Linked DNA regions of Mus musculus: region 2 is linked to region 1. Evidence: chromatin contacts called from ENCODE Hi-C or POLR2A ChIA-PET data. All regions are on one chromosome and are shown on one strand. Each heading gives the region's core, a stretch centred on a gene start or an enhancer-like site at or near the end of the contact. The rest is flanking DNA. Distances are from core to core; before and after follow the strand shown. Region 1 overlaps Shroom3 (shroom family member 3). Region 2 holds the start of Gm36764 (a long non-coding RNA gene).

What was found. A loop is a pair of places that touch in the nucleus more often than their neighbours do. ChIA-PET counts read pairs that join two places held with the same protein, here RNA polymerase II (POLR2A).
Region 2: a map of left cerebral cortex shows a loop between it and region 1 (4-fold over the local background). The contact joins two enhancer-like sites. A Hi-C loop is called at or near these places in 1 of 37 maps with a recorded cell type or tissue (left cerebral cortex). POLR2A ChIA-PET finds 5 or more read pairs at or near these places in 3 of 5 experiments (Patski and embryonic stem cell).

Annotation. Positions count from the first base shown.
Region 1 is chr5:92,955,710-92,962,036 of GRCm38, reverse strand. The region is part of intron 9 of Shroom3 (shroom family member 3); the gene reads right to left. Among named protein-coding and RNA genes, the nearest start is that of Gm36764, 50 kb to the left of the region's middle. Within about 2 kb of position 2,641, at least 1 of the 3 ENCODE cell types and tissues checked has a DNase peak (open chromatin) inside an H3K27ac peak, as active enhancers do.
Region 2 is chr5:93,002,874-93,009,200 of GRCm38, reverse strand. It overlaps Gm36764 (a long non-coding RNA gene), which reads left to right and starts at 134. Exons shown (of 3, transcript XR_880434.2): 1 at 134-958. It also overlaps the pseudogene Gm6450. Within about 2 kb of position 3,605, at least 1 of the 3 ENCODE cell types and tissues checked has a DNase peak (open chromatin) inside an H3K27ac peak, as active enhancers do.

The sequences.
Region 1 (6,327 bases), core at 1,392-3,891:
GGATGGGCACTCCCGGCCCCGCCCTTGCCGTCAAGGTTCAGCTAAAAGCTCTTCAGCTCTGTGGGGACTGATGACTCAAATCAGAACTTTTTTTTTCTTTTTCCTTTGCCTTTCCCTGAATGTCTACAACTGCCATTCTTTGAGCCTATTCAGAGTTCCCCAGCCCACACCTGATTATACACGCACTAGTCATATTCCTCACTGTGTAATGCTGCATACAGTTCTGCCTTTCCAACTGGTTTGTTAACTTCTCATTCAATGTCCTTTCTTTCTTACTAGGCACAATACCACGAGCAAGAAAGGAGGGGCGGGGTGAACATCCTCGGCTACAAACGAGCAGCCACGGAACCGGAGTGAAGGGCCTCCAGCACCCACGGTCTGAGAGCTGAGCTGGATAGCTGGCCTTGGGCAGTTACTATGAGCTACAGGTTCTGCCTCATCTAGTCCTCCGCATACAGCGGGGAGGGTGAGACTTGGGGATGCGCCCACCTCAGGCCCATGCATCACCAGATGGGCTCTCACATGACCATTACACACACTGATGGTGACACTGTATCAGAAAGCCACTCAGCTTTGCCTTTTAACTAAATCTGGACCTGCTTGCCACAACTATGTAACGTAAGCCTCTAACTACTAATTTCTGAAGAGAAGCTCTGGCTTAAACAGTGACATCCTGTTGTCAGTTCAACTTTCCAGATCTCCGTGGCTACAGGCAGCTTAACTGACACAAACCTCACTTCTAAGGGAAAAGCTGTAAGGTGTCTAAGCATTTCCTCAACAGAAGACTCGGCCCACGGTAACATGAGTGGGAGGGAAAAAGTAATTAGGGTTAATTATGCTATTACCCTCCCCCCCAAAAGCATCCTCCGCTGGCAGCCATCACTGTGGGACAGCGCAGCAGACTTCAGTAACAAGCTGCCCACTAGCACAGAGCTTGGATAAGTTTGTGCCTATGAAGAGACAAGCTGAAGGCAACACGGGTGGGAAACAGCAGACACTGCCAGGTCAGGTCAGGTCGCCCAGTCAGCCCTGGTCTTTTTTAACCTTGCAGGTACAGCTGCCAGGCTGGGCACTCAAAGTATTAGCAGAGAGTACTCTTCTCAGCCAGGCATGTTGGTGAGCTCCTGCAGTCCTGGCACTTAAGGATGGCTGTGAGTTCAAGGCCAAGGCCTGGAACACAGTGAGTTCCAGGGGAGCTGTGGCTATACAGCAAGACCTTGCTCAGGTCTGACCCAGGGTGGGCAACCTGGCCCAGTAGGTGGGGGTGCTTGTATAAGCCTTACTAATACCCAGGTCCCCCGTTCTTCTGCTAGTCTGCTGGAGTCAGCTTGCTGGCTCTCAGGCCCTAAGCAGTGCGCATGCTGGGAGGTAGGCAGCTTGGTGCATGGGACTCATATGGCACTCTGAGGCCAGAGTCCACGTCCAGTCAGCTGGGTCTTTCTATCCAGACCCAGCTCTGGTGTTTGACGGCGTGGACACTGGGCAGAGCCACACAAACACAGCACAGAAGCCTGGGCACATTCTGTACATTACAGTAAGGCAGTGCAGAGACTGGGCAGGCACCCAGTCGGCCCTGCCTCACCGTTAGGTATGTGGATGCAATGCCTGCCAGCTTTTGATCACCAGGTCTTTAACTATGGAGACCTGGGCTGAGACTATAGTGAAGAGGTTCTGAGCAACCGCAGGCATCAGGGGGAAGCCAGCAGTGCTGCCAACATTTCTGTGCCAGGATGATCCTTTTTAAAAAATAACAAAATCCAACTTTAACAGAACTCATTTAGGGCAGGAGAAGGGAATAATATTTAAATTTTCTTTATCATTTATACATGTAACGGCTTGTATGTATGTACACCACGTGTGTGTATATAGATGCCTTTGAAACCAGAAGAGAGAGTCTGATTCCCCAAGAGCTGGAGTTACAGGAGCTGTGAGCCACTCAGTATGGTTGCAGGGAATCCTCTGCAGGAGCAGCAAGTGCTCTTAACGGCAGCCATCTCCTCGGCCCATGAAAGAGAGAATTTTAATACTATACTAGTCTCTCCCGGGAGCTACGGAACTTGTAGGCCACTGACATTCACCCACTTAGCTTCACATCTGACAAACTGCTAACCCAGGCTGTGTGAGATGCTATTTATGTGCGTTCTTTTTCTAAACATAGTTCAACACACCATCTGCACAGGAAACATCCTGCCGGGTCTTCTCCCTCAGCAGCAGAGGAGCACAGACTCCGAGTCGGAGACCAGCTCTGACTTGATCACTGCCAGGAGGCCACTTCACCTGTGCCATCAGCAAGAGGACAGCTCCACCTGCCTCGATGAGATCATGTCTTATTGATCCCATGCTCTGTGGCAGGCAGAAGCAGCGTCTCACTACTCAATCACGGCTCCGACAGCCCGACAACACAGGTATCGTCCCAGCCTCACTGAGAAGCACAGTGAGGGTATGGGACATGCCCCAGACCATACAGTAAGTGACAGAGCCAGGCTTAAACCCAGGTTGTCTGGCTCCAGGGTGCTGGTTTCAATTAGTACTTTAAAATAGCTCTCAGGAATGTTATGAGGCTCAAATGCACGCACACTGGAAGACAACCATACGGACAGGCCTTGTTTTCTGTGCTATCACAAGGTCAGGCCAGCGTCTGAGAGTCCAGCACTTGTTGCAGTAGGTGCCTGGGTGGCAACCCTAGCTTCCCCGAGTGGCAGCTCTGAGGCTTGTGCCGCAGCATCCCCAAAACACTGGTACAAAAACACTTAGCTTTTGTTGGCTGTTTTTATCCTAAGAAAAATGTAGCCCTTCTGGCTGGGGCAGAGTGGAGTTCAGGCTTCTGCCTAGACCTGGCAAACCATGTCTACCTGACAGGCTTGTTTCTTCTGTTGTAAATGCAAGATCCAGGACCCTGCATGTTAACTGCTGTCTTTGGCTGAGCTCTAGAAAGTCAAGGCAGTTTCAGATGGTAACGAGGCCAGACCTCCATCCCACATTGTGTAACCTGATAGAAGCAGAGGTGACTGGGCCTGATGGTGATGTCCAACACCTCCAGCACGAGCTATCTCGGCTAAGAATCCTGCCCCACTTCTCCACCAGGAGACTTGTAACTAGAATGTCAGTGTAATTATCTGAGATGGTCCCTTGGTGCCAGTTAAGGTCCGGTAAAATGCAAGGTCAACCATCTTCCCAGACATTGTGCACAGCAACTTGGAGCTGGGACCCTTCCTGACCACCCTTCTTCTTCCACCCTCCACAACTAAGCCACCACCAGCTCCTGCCTGTTCTTAAACAACAACAACTACTCTTTCAAAAAGCTCTTAAACTGCTCATAGGATGGATGTTGATCATACTTGTGCATCATACTTTCAGTGACTGCACTTTCCTCCCATCCTGCCCAACTCCAGACATAGCTGCCAGGGGGACTCTTCTGAAATGCCAATCTGTTTACCTTCTGTCAAGCTCCAGTGGGAGACCTCCATCGTGGTGTGGGCCACGATGTCATAACTGCCACAGCTTCCCTCTTTTGCATGTTACCATTAAATCCTGGGGTCCTGGGGGGTGGGGATTCCGAGACCAAGAAGAGTGCACACTGACAACCCGAAGGGGTGAGTTTCAGGCTTTTCATACCTTGCCGACCTCAGGGCAACGTGAGAAAGCCTCGTCTGCAGAGCTGAGGTGGCTTGGGTGGCTGGTGCGGCCTGTGCTTTCTCTCTCTCTCCTCTCCCAGCTCTGCCTCCACTCACGGACACCACCCCACAGTGGTGGTGCAGGTACCCCAGAAACCTTCCTGGGAGCTGGAGTAAGGAGCCCTGGGCCTAGAGTGTGAGGGAATCCCCACTCCATTCCCCTCCTCCTCACAGCTCCTGCATAGCTGCACAGGTTGCCTGTCCAGCTACAGGACTGATACTAGGAATCTCTGGGAGCCAAAGGCTGTGTGGAAAACCCCAGGAGAGGACGGAGCTAGGCCAGAAGATGCTTGGAACTTGGCATGAACGCTCAGGGTGAGGGGCACGTGCGGGGCTGGGGGAAGCTCACGTTTAAGTGGCACACGTAGGGAGAGACGAAGAGTACACCAAAGGCTCTGAGAACTTGGGTGTGTCAGAAACGTTGCTCAAGTCCCAAACTAAAGCCAGAGGGGCTCAGTGAGTACAGAGCTCTGTAACCTCACAGAGGCTCCCAAACCGAAATGGGTGCTGGAACCACACTATCCAAAACTGAGACGGAACTTACGGTCTGGGCCTGCAGTAACCAGGCCTGCCTCAATCACCATTCTACAGAGGGCTGTGCCAGCAGGACCAGGGCCTCGCAGCACAGAATACAATATACAGTTACTCAGGTATAAAGAGCCAGAAAGGGTAACAGTGATGCTAGACTGGAGATAATGCTTACATTAGGATTACCATAGTCTTTAAAAATGCTTTCTTAAATAAGCATTCTTCATGATAAGAGCAAAATCACTTGAAGATTCGAGCAAAAAGGAACTAAAAAACAGAAAGTTTAGAACTGAAAATGATAATCTGAAACAACAACAAAATCACTGGCAGGAATGAACTAAGAGCGTGAACCTGAGGTCAGACGGACACAAACTAACCAATGAGAAGGACAGAGCTTCAGGGAGTCAGGCGAATGAGAAACTCTAACACTGAATCATCATGCTAAGAGAAGAGTTAGTGTGCATAAGATAACTGATGTGTAACTAAAGAAACAGTGATTGAAAATGCCCCATCTACCCACAGCCCTGGGCAGCTCCGTGCACACACTCCACAAGCAGTGATGACAGGCGTGTGGTGAGCAGAAGCGGGCAGCCACATTTAAATGCCTGGAAATTGTTTCTCAGAAGGAACAGAAAACATGTCTGCATATGTGACAAAAGACGGCCAGCCCAGACTTCACATCCAGTGAGTGAGAATATTCTAGAGACATACAGACGAACCCACATCACTGCAGATCTATTCTGAGGAAAATGCTAAAGGAAATCTTTCTCAGGATGAGAGGAGACAGGGCCAGAGAGGAACCTGGAACTCCAGAACTGAAGCTCAGCAGAAATGGGAGGCGGTGAGCCGAGGAGTCGTAGCTGTCTAAAAGGACCCACCAGCCACAGCGTTCTCAACAGCAATGGAGTAGAATAGTTTTAAATGCTACTGCCATCTATTTCCCTACAAACCATGCCGATATGGGAACTGGTGGAATTTTGTGTTAAAAATACAAAACAAAACAGGCCCCACACAAAGCCTTACAGCCCCCACACGGGCTGCTCCATTTCCTCAGAGGAGGAGTATTAATTCTGTAAATTAAGCATCCAAAACCTAGAACGAGAGGCTGGAGAGGTGGCTCGGCGGCTAAGAGCACTGATTGCTCCTGCATGGGATCCAGGTTCCAGTTCTAGCGCCCATGATAGCTCAACCACCTGCAGCTCCGGTTCCAGAGGACCTGACGTCCCATTCTGACCTCCATGGGCACCAGGCGTGCATGTGGGGGGTGTGTATGTGTGTGCATGGTATGTATACACACACACATATACACATAAAACAATAAATCTCTTTAAAAATGAAGATGAGAAAACATAATATATACTTTGCTTCTTTGCCACTGTAATGCAGAGATGTCTATATACAAAAAGGAAAATATGCAGTTAAAGATGGAATGGCATATATATATATATCTGTGGTAGAACAGAGCCCTCTGATTCCCAAGTGCAGAACGCACAAAATGGGCACAGTCAGCAGGGCTGACAGGGACATGCTAGGAGGTGTTCAACAGAGCAGGGATCTGAAAGAGAAGCCTTTGGTTGGAAGAAATGAGTTTCTGTAGTCCCTGTTACAACATGCAGCAGGGAGCTCACAAATCTTCTAACAGGATGCCTCTCAAAGCTTTCCTTGTTTTTTTTTGGGGGGGGGGGGAGTGAGTGCGCGTGCCCATGTCCTGTGGTTTCATCCAACACATTAGGAAGAGGGCCTGGAATAAGTACGTACAACAAATAGAATCCCATATGCAAGTCCTCCTGACATCAATGCCACCAAAGCACATACTCCATGTTCCACTGAAGCAAGCCGCACGTGTCGTTTTGCAGAGGGCACAGCTGGGATCTAGGTACAGCTATAGGCAAAGTGGAAGGCCGCTCTGCCCTGCAGGCACAGCTTGGCCCTGATCTCCACAGGACACAGGGAGGCTGTGGCAACAGCAAGGTCATCATAACATGCTTGACAGTTACAAGTTCTGTAGGTGGACCAGTGCTGCATTACGTTCCAACCGTGTGCTTTAAATAAAGCTCTTCTCTGAGCACTGCAAGAGCTGTGGGTGGTAAGGTCAGCCGCACCTTTTCGTAGATGTGCCTTGCCA
Region 2 (6,327 bases), core at 2,356-4,855, 46 kb before region 1:
CCTGAACATTGATTTAGCAAAAAGAACAGCTACGGCTGGCTGAATGGCAGCAATAGAGACGTGCTGGAAATAGATAACTCAGAACCAGGGAACTTATTCCTACCTGAGCTCAGGTGGACGGCACCGAATTCTGACCTTTTGAGCTTCATGCTTTGGTGACCTTTCTGTCCACCTGTCAGGACCATCATTCAGGGACACTGTACAATTTGCGACATTTTTATTAAGATTCTGTGATGTTCTTTAAAATAGTCTTAAAAATAGTCCCTTGTCTACCATTCAAGTTTGTAGCACTGTCTAATTCTTTTATGGCACACTGAAATGAGATGGCCCATCCCACTCACAGTTACTGAATAGTCGGGGGTTCACGAGGCAGTGTTCTTTTGACTATATGGGATGGGCAACGTGACTCAGAATGGGTGACATTTCTGGATCTAAAGGCTCCGTGTCACTGATTCCATGGGCGTGCTGCCCTTTGTTCTCAGTTGTCTGCTGTCCTGTGGTGGCTGCTGCTGGCTCTGGGTGTCCAGCCTCCCAATTCCAAGTCCAGCTAAAAGAGTTCTTTTTATCAGTACTACAGGAAAATCTTCCATGGTGAAGGATGGTTGGCATAGCTTGGCTTATGCCCTTCTTGGATGATTCGTGATGCCGAGGGAGACGGAGCGCATGCTTTGTTTAGACCTTGAAGATACTGCTGTTTCTGAGATCTGGCTTTTGCGTTTGGATGGAGAGTGACCGGAAACTGTGCAAAGTCCATGTACATAAAACCTCTGGAAATTACTGGACAGGCGACTTTCGTTTCCTCATCTCCGTGTCTTTGGGGGAATGTAGTGGTCAAGGTCCATTTATAAGACATATGGCCAAAGCTGATGGCATGGATGCTATGATGTGTAACTACTGCCCTCCAGGACCTCATTCTAAGAGAACACACATGTATTCAGATAACCTTAGCATGGAGTATGTAAGTATAATGGAATAATGTAGAGATGGGACTTATCTTCATTCAGTTCAGGGGACAGAGGACCCTGTTTTCTGAAAACAGAGGGAAGGCTTTGGGCTGTACACAGCCTTGAAGGGCAGGCAGGGTTTTGGTGGGTGTGGATATAGGATGGGGCAGCAGTTCCAGCCAATACTCGGGAATTTTTAAAAAGAGAAGGGAGCTGGTGGTAGTGGCACTTACCTATAACTCTGGGCACTCAGGAGGCCAAGTCGGGAGGATAAAAAGCTTGAGACCACACTGGAATATTTAGTGTGATGAGAAAAAGATTGTCTTGGCTTGTGTGGGAAGGAGGGGACAGTATAGCCATGTCAGTTTGAACAATGGCCATGTGGTAGCTTTGGGCAGCATAGAGGTGTGTTTGTGCTTATGTGTGTGCCTATGTGTGTATATGTGTGTGTGTCTGTGTATCTGTATATATGTGTGTGCTTATGTGTGTGTTTATGTCTATATGTATATGTATGTATGTGTGTATATATGTGTATGTGTGTGTTTTTTTAAAGATTTAATTATTTGTTATATATATATGTATATGTATATATACATATATATATATATATATGATGAGTACACTGTAGCTGTCTTCAGACACACCAGAAGAAGGCATCAGATCTCATTACGGATGGTTGTGAGCCACCATGTGGTTGCTGGGAATTGAATTCAGGACTTCTGGAAGAACAGTCAATGCTCTTAACCGCTGAGCCATCTCTCCAGCCCATGTGTGTTTGTTTGTGTGTATGTGTGTGTGAGGGCCCTCTGTGGTAGGGAGGCTGGCTGAGTTTCTAGAGCTCTGCCAATCTCTCAGAGTTTTTACTCAGCCCTTGAAGAGTAGCCCAGAATGCCTTCCAACATCTGGGTTTCTGAAGTGGTCCTGCAGAATTGGGATCCTTGAAAAGTGAACTACTGTGCTTTCTATCTTGGGCTAAGTCAGGCCCATGGTCAGCTCCATTTTCGTTTTCAGATTACTTAAAAACCCCAGATCTCCTCCAGACTAAGACTCTTTGCACTGTAGTGCCTTACCCTTGTGACCTGGGATGGAATAAGAGCCCAGAGGTCCATGCCCGTAGGTTGAGAAGAACAGAGCTGAGTGTACAGAAGAAAGCAGGAGTCTCCAATCCCCACCATCATTTCTGGATGGCTCTTTATGAAGAGATAGGTAGAAACCAAAAGGAGAGGATTTCTAGCTTTGTTTGGAAGAAGCCAGACTGCATGACACGGCAGCAAATCATCTCCCACTAACAGGCACAGTGAGAGACTGGGGGCCCGCCAAGTCTTCGTAGCACTGAGTGGGCTCACATTCCAGGTGAAGAAACACTTCAGTTTGATGGTTTTTTCCCACCAAGACATGGCTGTCCTGGAACTTACTCTGTTAGATCAGGCTGGCTTCAAACTTACAGAGATTTGCTTGCCTCTGCATCCCAAAGACTGGAATTAAAAGTGTGTGCAACCACCACCTGGCTGGTTTTAACTACAATGTTCAGGGCTTATTTATTTATTTACTCCTTGGCAACAGGGTCTGTGTTGTGTGGCACAGCCACTATTACTGAAAATGAGTATTCAGGCCTGGGCATGAGTGTTTATGTTCTCTGTACATTTAGGGAAGGAGTCGGAACTTTTAGAGGTGACGACAGTGGATGTTGCTGCTCCTTTTAATCAAAATAAGTAAATGATCAACTCCATTTAAAACTTCTGCAGCTCTATGGGAAATTGAAAAGGCAGAGCAGTCTGGTGGGGGAGGGGAGGAGAGCGAACAGGGACATGGGGTGGGTGGGGGTAGCAGCATCAGCATCATTTTCTTCTCAGTTTATCAGTATAGATGATAAACTCTTGCCTGAAGACAGACTAGGCTGAAGCATCTCGTTGGGGTGCACTCTGCAGCCCTCCCATAGCTCCCGGCCTGCCCCCTCCTTAACTGAGCTACAAGGAATCCTCCTCCTACAATAAGAATCCATGACGAGTCTGCACTTATCTAGAGCCCAGGTCCCCATGACTGGACTGCCTGGGCGTTGCCTAGGAGATAGGTTTGTGAAATCAGAGCTGACCTACTTTGTTGTCCCCGCCATTTTTTCACGGTCCAGCCTCGGGCTGCTTGCTTCAGGACTGGCAGACTCAATCTCTAGCTAACAAGCCTTAGGATTTTATTTAATTAATCACGTGGTCTAGACTAGCTTTCACCAGCTCTTTCTGCAGCCCAGGCGGGCTTTGAACCCGACCCTCCTGCCTCAGCCTCCCGCGTTCAGGGATCACAGGAGTGCACTAGGACAAGCTATGAATTTACAGGAGTCTGTGCTGCTGTTTGATTGGCGGGCTCCTCACCTGGGACATTAATCTTCCCTGACACATTTCCACCCCTTCCCGGGCAGGCAGTTTTCCTTCCTTGTGGCGTTTTGCTGGGTTTTCAATCCCCAGTCGGTCAGCAGAGTGTCTTACTCTTCCAGGGTGGCTTGGTGCAGAGCTCTTTCTGTTTCCTGGCTCTGCAGATGCGGCTTCTGGAATTTCTTGGCTTCCTGTCGCGCCAGCTCTTCCCTGCCTCTGGTTGAACACACTATTTCCGGGGGCAGTGCCCTGTGCTTTTGTAACCTTTTGGGTCGTCTGGCTTCAAGTTCCACAGGGGATCTTGCAGGTCGGCAGCGGAGCCCTGAAGCTAGAAAGTGCCTTAGTCATGTTTCCATTGTGGACTGCAGGGGACAAAGTTTTTAAAAATGGGCATTTGGAGGAACTTGCAAGGTTTCTCATGGCGTGTTCAAAGAACTACATTCCAGTATCCCACCTCCGGGTGCCAGCCCGCCTTTTAACGCTTTTCTCCTACCTAGCTGCTTTCTTTAGCTTTCTCTGTGCTTCACTCCGCCCGCCACCTCCTGGCCTTTGCATAAGCCGCTGCCTCCACAGACAGCCTCGCCCGTATCCTCCCCCACCCCCCCTCCGCCCTCTCCCCTCCTCGCCCCTCCCCCGTGTATGGCTGACACTGTTTCAGCCTATATCCATAGCACTCATGTGTACTCCAAAAGCATTCTAGATCCTTCTTTAACAGACTCAATCTCTCTTTTAAACCCCGACCCTGCCGTTTTTCTATTCTTATATTTTCTTCATTCTAAGAGCCATCATTTTTTTTTTTTGGTTACAATTATATCGAGAAATAGACCCCCCCATTTTAAGTGAACCATTTTGAGGCTTTTAATATTACCACAGAGTTGTAAAATCATCCCCACAATCAATTCTAGAATATTTGTATTGCCCTTCAAGGCAGCCTGGTACTGGTTAGCTCCTATACACTGATCTCCGATCTTCCCAGACGAATATCCATTAAACAAACTACTCTCTGTAGATGCATGCATTTAGAATTCTTCATGTAAGTGGAATCTTGGGGGGCTGGAGAAATGTCTTAGTGCTTAAGAGCACCAGCTGCTCTTCCAGAGGTCCTGAGTTCAATTCTCTGCAACCACCCTGAGCCACCCTTAATGAGATCTGACGCCCTCTTCTGGTGTGTCTGAAGACAGCTACAGTGTAATTACGTATAATAATAAATAAATCTGTGGGCTGGAGCAAGCAGGGACTGAGAGAGTTTGGCAGGAGCGAGCAGAGGTCCTAAATACAATTCCCAACAACCACATGGTGGCTCACAACCATCTGTAATGGGATCTGGTTCCCTCCTCTGATGTGCGTGAAAATGGAACAGTTGTATAATAAAATAAATAAGTAGATTTTTTTTCAATATATAAGTCTTTTATTCTCCCAAAAGAACCCAAATTGTTCTTGTGATCAGGATCTTGTTTCTGGAGCCAGGAACTGAGGCCTCCTCACTCGTCAGCCTGCTGCACAGTTCCCTTCTCAGACACATAGATGCCGTCCAAAAACTTCCTGATATCCTTGTTTTTAACTGTTGTGGCTTGCTGAATCAGGGCAGCTGAATTTGAAGCAAGTTCAATATCATTTCCTTCAAGGATTAACTCATCCTTCTGGGCTTGAGAGACAGAACAAGCAACACCTGTCCTCATCCAAACCCTGTGGATGTAGTTTTTCACCCAAGAAATTTCGGATTTCAACCAAAGAGCCATTCTCCTGGATGACGACGTTGATGGGGAAGTGAGCATACACAAACCACATTTTGTATCGGAAGCCCAGTGTGACACCTTTGATCATGTTCTGAACATGACTGCAGATGTTCCTGACGGTGGCCAGTTCCTTTCTGTTACCCCACCATTTGTCAACCCAGAGCCTTTTCTTTTTCTTCCCAAGAAGACTCAGCTCCACGTTGATGTGATTGAAGTCCCTCCGCAGAGTCCCCCTGGGGCCCTTCACAATGACTGTGCGCCCCTTCAGAGTGATTTCGACATTCTCTGGAATGTCCACAGTCTGATTGCTGCGAATGGTCTTCATCCTCACAGTAGATGGGGCAAAAAGAGCAAGTAGATCTTTTTTAAAAAATGATAAAATAAGTGGAATCATGTATGTATGACAAGTAGAGGCTGTGTTCTTTCACTTAGCACAAATGTTTTCAAGGTATCGTATACTTGTGTTGTAACATGTAGTTAGCAGGAGTCCATTCAAGAGCACCATTAAAAACATTTTAGCATCTGGGTTGTAAAGATGTATCTTCAAGTCATTGCCTTCCCGTAAATGGTGTCAGAAGCTGAGCCGTACAGATTAAGCAGTAACGCCCCATTCTTTCCTTCAGTTGGCCCCTTGCAGCCTGTGAGCTTGAACACACGTAGGACTTAGAAGACAGGAGCCTGAATGTGAAGCCCTGTGTCTGACCTCTCCTTTATCAGGGCCTACAGCTTTGTAAGCATAACGAAAAGCCAACCTCATGAGGGTCTGGACTCCCTTTATTCTCCTTAGCCCTTATCTTAGCTCTTATGGAATCCTTTCCACTGAGCTAACAATAGCTACCCAACAAATATTTACGTCAAGGTTCCCTCTTTGTCTCATAAGCGCTCACAGTGGGGGCTGGAGAGAGGGCGCTGTGATTAAGAGCACTGGCTGCTCTTCCAGAGGTCCTGAGTTCAATTCCCAGCAACCAAGTGGTGGCTCACAACCATCTGTAATGGGATCTGACACCCTCTTCTGGTGTGTCATCGAAAGGTCACAGTAAAGACAAGGCATTGAAGGGTAATTATTCCAGATGACCTGGCAGTATCATTTCTGAGGATGTTACCTCCAAAGAACTGAAAGATTGACACTCATATTTGTGAACTGATTTTCATAACAAAATTGTTCATAGTAGCAAAAAGTGGAAAACAACGCAAATGCTTGAAGAAGGGTGTTGGGCAAAGTGTATGATGCACATGCAATAGAATATTATTCAGCCTTCAGAAGGAGTGGCATTCTGACTC